2 separate regions of the Homo sapiens genome follow, and region 2 is linked to region 1. The links are chromatin loops, found by intact Hi-C in ENCODE. Cell type or tissue: dorsolateral prefrontal cortex. All regions are shown on one strand. Each heading gives the region's core, and the rest is flanking DNA. Links, peaks and the distances in the headings are about the cores only.

What was found. A loop is a pair of places that touch in the nucleus more often than their neighbours do. Peaks named below come from ENCODE experiments on the same cell type or tissue, not always from the same donor. Only the 100,000 strongest peaks of a DNase experiment are listed, where the experiment ranks them.
Region 2: it touches region 1 in a loop (4-fold over the local background); 79 of 110 quality-filtered maps call a loop at or near these places.

Annotation. Positions count from the first base shown.
Region 1 is chr7:44,564,140-44,567,032 of GRCh38, reverse strand. It overlaps DDX56 (DEAD-box helicase 56), which reads left to right. Exons shown (of 14, transcript NM_019082.4): 13 at 509-585; 14 at 954-1,229. The coding sequence ends at 1,031. Among named protein-coding and RNA genes, the nearest start is that of DDX56, 8.3 kb to the left of the region's middle. RefSeq lists an enhancer at 870-1,369 and a silencer at 1,223-1,434. In dorsolateral prefrontal cortex, for the core only: CTCF peaks have their summits at 1,141 and 1,346 (motif pointing right); a DNase peak (open chromatin) is centred at 1,352; H3K27ac peaks cover 730 bases.
Region 2 is chr7:44,236,649-44,239,541 of GRCh38, reverse strand. The region is part of intron 13 of CAMK2B (calcium/calmodulin dependent protein kinase II beta); the gene reads left to right. Among named protein-coding and RNA genes, the nearest start is that of YKT6, 37 kb to the right of the region's middle. In dorsolateral prefrontal cortex, for the core only: no CTCF peak of the experiment used is centred there; a DNase peak (open chromatin) is centred at 1,108; H3K27ac peaks cover 257 bases.

The DNA of each region.
Region 1 (2,893 bases), core at 102-2,601:
AGTCATTTGCCAAGGTGTGGCCAGGAGGTTTAGAAGGGCCAGGAGAAGGTGGAAAGGTGTCAGGATGTGGGATGTTTGACATTTGAAGGGGAGGGCCCAGGTGTGGTTGGCCTGGGGGAGTCCATGGGGTGGGCGAGGTGAAGATAGAGCCAAGATCAGGTGCAGCTGGGATGCGGGGCCCCCTGTATCGGTAGTAATGGGCCACAGGTGAAGAAACTACCTGTTGACTTTTATTTCAGCTGCATTTTCTTTCTTTAAGGATGTCTGTCTTTTTCTTTCTTGTTACATGTTTGTTGTAACAAATCTAAACAATATAGGAGAGTGATTTAAATAGTGGAAGTCTAAGGTGCTCACATTCTCCTGGCCCTGTGCAGATGTGGTAGTGAATAGATGTATGTCATAGGCTGCCAGTTGGGTCAGAATTGGAGAATTTGCTGCAGAATCAGCGGGAGGGCAGGGATGGGAGCAGTAGCGGTGAGCCCACTGCTCAGGCAAGCATCTCTTCCAGTTCCTCCTGCTCTCCGTGGCCTGGTGCGCCCTCACAAGAAGCGGAAGAAGCTGTCTTCCTCTTGTAGGAAGGCCAAGGTACGGCTCCTGGGGACTGCGGACAGCCCCAGGACTCCTCCCAACCTGCTCTTTTGTCATCACCAGAATGTGGAGGCGCCTTGCCCTAGGGAGGGGAAGAGAGGGTGCCCTAGGGAGGGGAAGAGGGGGCACCCTAGAACCGGGCCCCAAAAATCTGGTGTGGGATAGGGGTACTTTTGCAGCCGCCTGCAGGCCCTGCTTTTCTTTCCCCAGCTGCCTTTCCCCATTTCCTTATCTGCAGCACCTTCTGGTCGTGTTGGCCAGTTGCCGGCACGGCTCCCTTTGTGTCTTTCTCAGTTGGGTGGGTGGGTGGGTGGATTGTCTGTCGGCCTGATTCCCCCAACTAACCTGTGACTTTGCCTCCTTAGAGAGCAAAGTCCCAGAACCCACTGCGCAGCTTCAAGCACAAAGGAAAGAAATTCAGACCCACAGCCAAGCCCTCCTGAGGTTGTTGGGCCTCTCTGGAGCTGAGCACATTGTGGAGCACAGGCTTACACCCTTCGTGGACAGGCGAGGCTCTGGTGCTTACTGCACAGCCTGAACAGACAGTTCTGGGGCCGGCAGTGCTGGGCCCTTTAGCTCCTTGGCACTTCCAAGCTGGCATCTTGCCCCTTGACAACAGAATAAAAATTTTAGCTGCCCCAGTTTGTGCCTCCAGCATATGAAAAGGACTATTTGAATCCCCAAAACATCAGGAGTCGGGAAACTTCGGAAGACAGCTGTGCCTGGCTCTGTGGCTGCATGCAGTGCTTCACTTGGCCAGCAGAGGTCAGCTGTGCCGAGCTGCCCCAGCCATGAGAAGAGAAGCCTGCCCTTGCTGGCAGGTGGCTATGGCCGGCCCAGAGCCTTCCTGCCCAGCTCCTGCAGCCCTGCTGCCTGGGATCAGGCTGGGAGATGGGCCTTCCTGACCGCCAGCCTTCCTCTCCCCGAGCACACGCACATGTAGATTCGGGGGGAAGCTGCCTGCTCTTCCTTAGAGGAGCCGGGGCAGCTATCTGCTGGTCCCTTTCTGAACAACTGTTGATGTGTGAGCTGTGTCTGTGTGTTATGTGCATAAGCGGTGGTGTGACATACACACATGTGTACTGTCCCTTATGCCCTGGCCTGAGCTCTCCAGCTGCCTTCTCAGCCTGAAGGCTGGGCTTCTCTGCTGGCTTGGGGTCCTAGATTGCATGTCACCTGCTTACCAGGCGTCACAAGGCCATGCTGGGGGCATGAGGAGGTTGGGGCAGCAGGAGAGTGGGGAGAAACTAGGAGAGTGCCTGAGTATTTTAGAAAGAACCAAGTTTTTTCTCGGCAAAAGCTTATACAGAGACGAAGGAGTCTGTGTCTTTGGTCATGGTAGGACTGAAGCTAGCAGGACCCGAGATTTGGGGCCTCCATGATCCCTGCTCCTCTTCTGTTAACACCCAAGGATTTCCACGAAGCCAGTGTGTATGATGGGGGCAGGACAGTGGTACTTTCTGGGCAGGTGTGAACTAGAGCTGCTAAGGAGCTGCAGACGATATTCTTGCAGTTTGGTGGTTAGCAGTATTCAGAAGGACAAAGAGTTAATGGAACTGGAGATAAAGAGCAACCATTTGAGCATCTGCTGGGAGACATCTGTCAACTGCACAGACCCTATCAGTGGGCATCGCTGCCACCTCTTGGAAGACAAGACAGGGCAGAGAGTGCCTGCAGTGCTGAGGCCTGGTCCTTGCCCTAGGTTGGCCTTCCCACCTGGCTTCATGGAGTGCTGAGGCTGGTCCTGGGGACAGTGAGTGCTCTGGATGTTTTAGCCAAGCTGTGTTCTAAAGTGATGCACAGTCTGTCTCCACTATGTTTATCTCTCTGACCCTGTCACTTCCAAGCACACCCTACCAAGAGCTTGTATCCCAGAGCCACCCTGATGGAGAGGAGATTGGTTTCCCCAGTGATTTCCTTCTTTGGGGGGTGGGGTAGAGGAACATGGAGCCAGCCTTATGCTGTATTCGTGCCTGGGGATAGCAGGGTCTGGGCCCGGAGCAGAGGAGCTTGGGTAAAGATATGGAGGCTGTTTGTTCAAAGTGTACATTCCTTCCTCCTAACGGCATCCCTGGGGGAAGCTATTTCTATGTTTTAGGTGGGGAAGATGAGGCTTAGAAGTTGCCTGGTGAATGAGGTTCTTTGCAAGATTTGGGTTCTGGCCTGTCCACCCTGGTGGAGTAGCTGGTACCACGGGGGCTTTTGCTGTGGGGTTAGGCACCATGTGGGCGCTCTGGGGCCAGGGCATTGGAAAGAATGGGAGGATTGCTTGAGCCCAGAAGTTCGAGGCTGTATGATCACGCAA
Region 2 (2,893 bases), core at 106-2,605, 330 kb after region 1:
TGCCAGCATGCAGCCCCCTGCTGCACGCAGCCGCTGGCCGGGCTCCAGAGCCGCCCCAGAGGCCGCCAGGCCCCCGGGAGCCCCTGCTCCCGTGTGGTCACATCCCAGCAGAGCCCACCACAAGGGCAGGGAGGCAGCCCCCAAGGCTCCTCGCCTGTAAGAGGAGGGGCTGGGCTAGGTGGCCCCTGGGCTACACCAAGCCCTTCTGGTCCTGGCCCCCGAGGTCTGGGGGTCCGGAGACCCCCATTAAGAATGGCCTGGGCCCACAGGGAGCCACTGGGCCTGCTGCTGGGGGGTCTGAATCCTGAAAGGAGAGCCTTGAGGAGCAGAGCCAGAGAGGCAGAGGCCCTTGGGGCAGACACACACCCTGCCCCTCTGGGGCCGCATGGAGACGGTGGTCTGTGCTGCTGAGTCCTACACATGCATGTCTGCCCTGAGCATCCCCCCAGGACAAGCCGCTCTGGAGTGGGTGAGGGTTTTATGCACCCTGAGGAGACTTTCAAGGCTTCCTCTTGGGTTGTTTCTGCAAAGTCCTCCTCCCCTGGCCTCAAACCCTGTGAGGGAAAAGGCCGGCACTGGCCACCTGCTCCTCTGGGCTGTGCGGGGCCAGAGCCAGAGGCCCAAGTTGGCTTCTGCCCACCTGCTGGCTTGTGACCATGGGCAGACCCCATGAGGGCTAGGCGACCCCAAGACCTCCTTGCAGCTCCAGCCTGAGCTGAAGGCTGGTGAGAGCTTAGGGCAGGCCAAGCTGACAACGCCTGGCCACAGAACACAGAGGGCTACAGGGGTGACCCCAGATCCTCCCTGGGCTGAGCTGCTGAGTTCCCTGTCGGTGCCTCCAACGTGGGCTGGGGACCCGGCAGAGGTTCCAGGGTGCTGGAGACTGCCTTCCCCAGGCCTCCTCATGACCCACAGGGTGAGCAGCCTGGCCTTCCCAGCCAGAGAACCCTCCTTCTGGGGAGGCCCAGGGCGTCCTCGGGGAGGGCAGTCTATTCTCCTCCCATGAGCCCAGTGGACGTGTCTAGCAGGCAGCACCCCGGGAGAGCCCTCCCACGTCTTCTCCATTTGACAGGCCTTTCCAGAGCGCAGGCGGGAGGGGGCTGTGATTAGAAAAGAGTGAGGCTAGTGGCTTCTGGGGAGGCACTGCTGCCCAGGGGACAGTGCTGAGAGACAGCTGCCTCTACGCTGCCCTGTGCCCGGGGCTCCCGCTGCAATGCCCGCCTGTCTGCAAGTGAACGTGGGGCGACGGTGCATGAGGCCCTGCATGTGTGGCTCCACCCTGGGCGCCGAGAGCAGCTCTGTCCTGGAGGGTGGTCAGTGCATGTGGACAGAGCCCAGCATGGCTGTCCTGGGTGACCAGCTAAGGGGACAAGGCAGAGGCAGGGCTGAGAGGACCACCCATCCTGCTAGGTCAGCCCAGCTCAGCCATATCACACGGCAGTGAGCATGGAGCTCAGTTCTCTGCCAATGGCAGCTGAGTCTAGTACCATCCAGTCAGAGTCTGGTACCAGCCCATGTGGCATAGCCCCCTCGGCCCGCAGAGAGACCCCGTCTGTCGAGTGTGCTTCAGTTTGGCCTCTGTGGTCTCTCCTGCATTGATCAGGTGTAAGGGCATAGGAGACCCAGTGTCCGGCCAGCTGCAGGGTGGCAGCAGTTGCCCCGGCCTGGAGACCCGGGAATGGGCAGTGCCTTCCCAGGATGGAGGGCAGAGGGTCTCTCCTTGTCCCACAGAGGCCTGCAGAACCCCCAACCCAGGTGTCTGAGATGCCTGTGACTGCTCCGCCTACCCTGGGCTCCTGCGGCACCTAACGCATGCTTTGAACTTGAGACACAGAAAGGAAGTTCCCGTGCCCTTGAATGCTAGTGTAGATGGGCATCGACAGGACTCTGGCCACGGTGAATCTGGAGTTAGTCCCAGGCAGAGATGTGAAATGAGCAGCCCCCCAAAAAATGGTTGGCCGGGAGCCATGCACTCAGGAGGGCCGGGCCCATGCACCCCACACTGCGCCCAAGGCGTGCACAAGCGATTGTTTTAAAAGCGGGTTCACAAGGAAGGATGTTTGGGAACTGACTGAGACAACAGGGACGTCTGCTGCAGGGCTTCCCAGAGCTCTGATGGCAGCGTCGGCCTGAGTCCTTCGAGGAGGGCTGGTTTGTACGTGGCATTTGCTGCCCACTGGACTGTGAACTTCTGTCTTTTTATTTCCCACTGCTGCTGTGGTACATCTCCAGTAGCATAGTTTGGAAATGCAGGTTTTGATAGACTCAAGGATCTAAATAGAACCCTCTTAGTACCAAGGACTGTCCGGGGTCTCTGCCAGCCCCGCCGATGGGCCTAACTGTGGTGCCTCCTTTCCTGTGAGAATCTTCTGAGGACATGCCCGGGGAAAGAGCTCAGTTCTGCTGCTGCCTAGGGTGCCATGCTGGCCCCGGTTCCAATGCAGAGCCTGGCTGGAAGTACCGCTGGGTTGGCGGAGGCTACGTGCCTGACTGTCCCCTCGGGGGTGGGGTGGAACTAGCCTTCTGAAACCGCCTGCTTCAGTTGGCCACAGCTTTTTGAAATGTGTGTTTCTGGAAGGGACTGGGTCCCTTCCTTGCCTGTTCAGCTCCCCACGACAAATGTCCTCAAGGCGAGGCTGGATGCTTCCTTCCTCAGGCTCCTAGGAGGAGCCCGTCCCCCAGCTGTGTCGGGCAGCTGGTCACCAGCAAGGACAGGATCCCTCAGCTGCAGCCTCAGGCTGGCTGGCACTGGGCGGGTGTTTCTGGGATGAGTTGTGTGTACTGGAGATGGGAGGGGAGCTGAGAGGGTGGGATGCACAGACAGGAGAGGGGACTGTGGGGGTCCTGGAACCCTGAGTTCCAAGTCTTCAGGACTCTCCCTCCATAGCAAGTT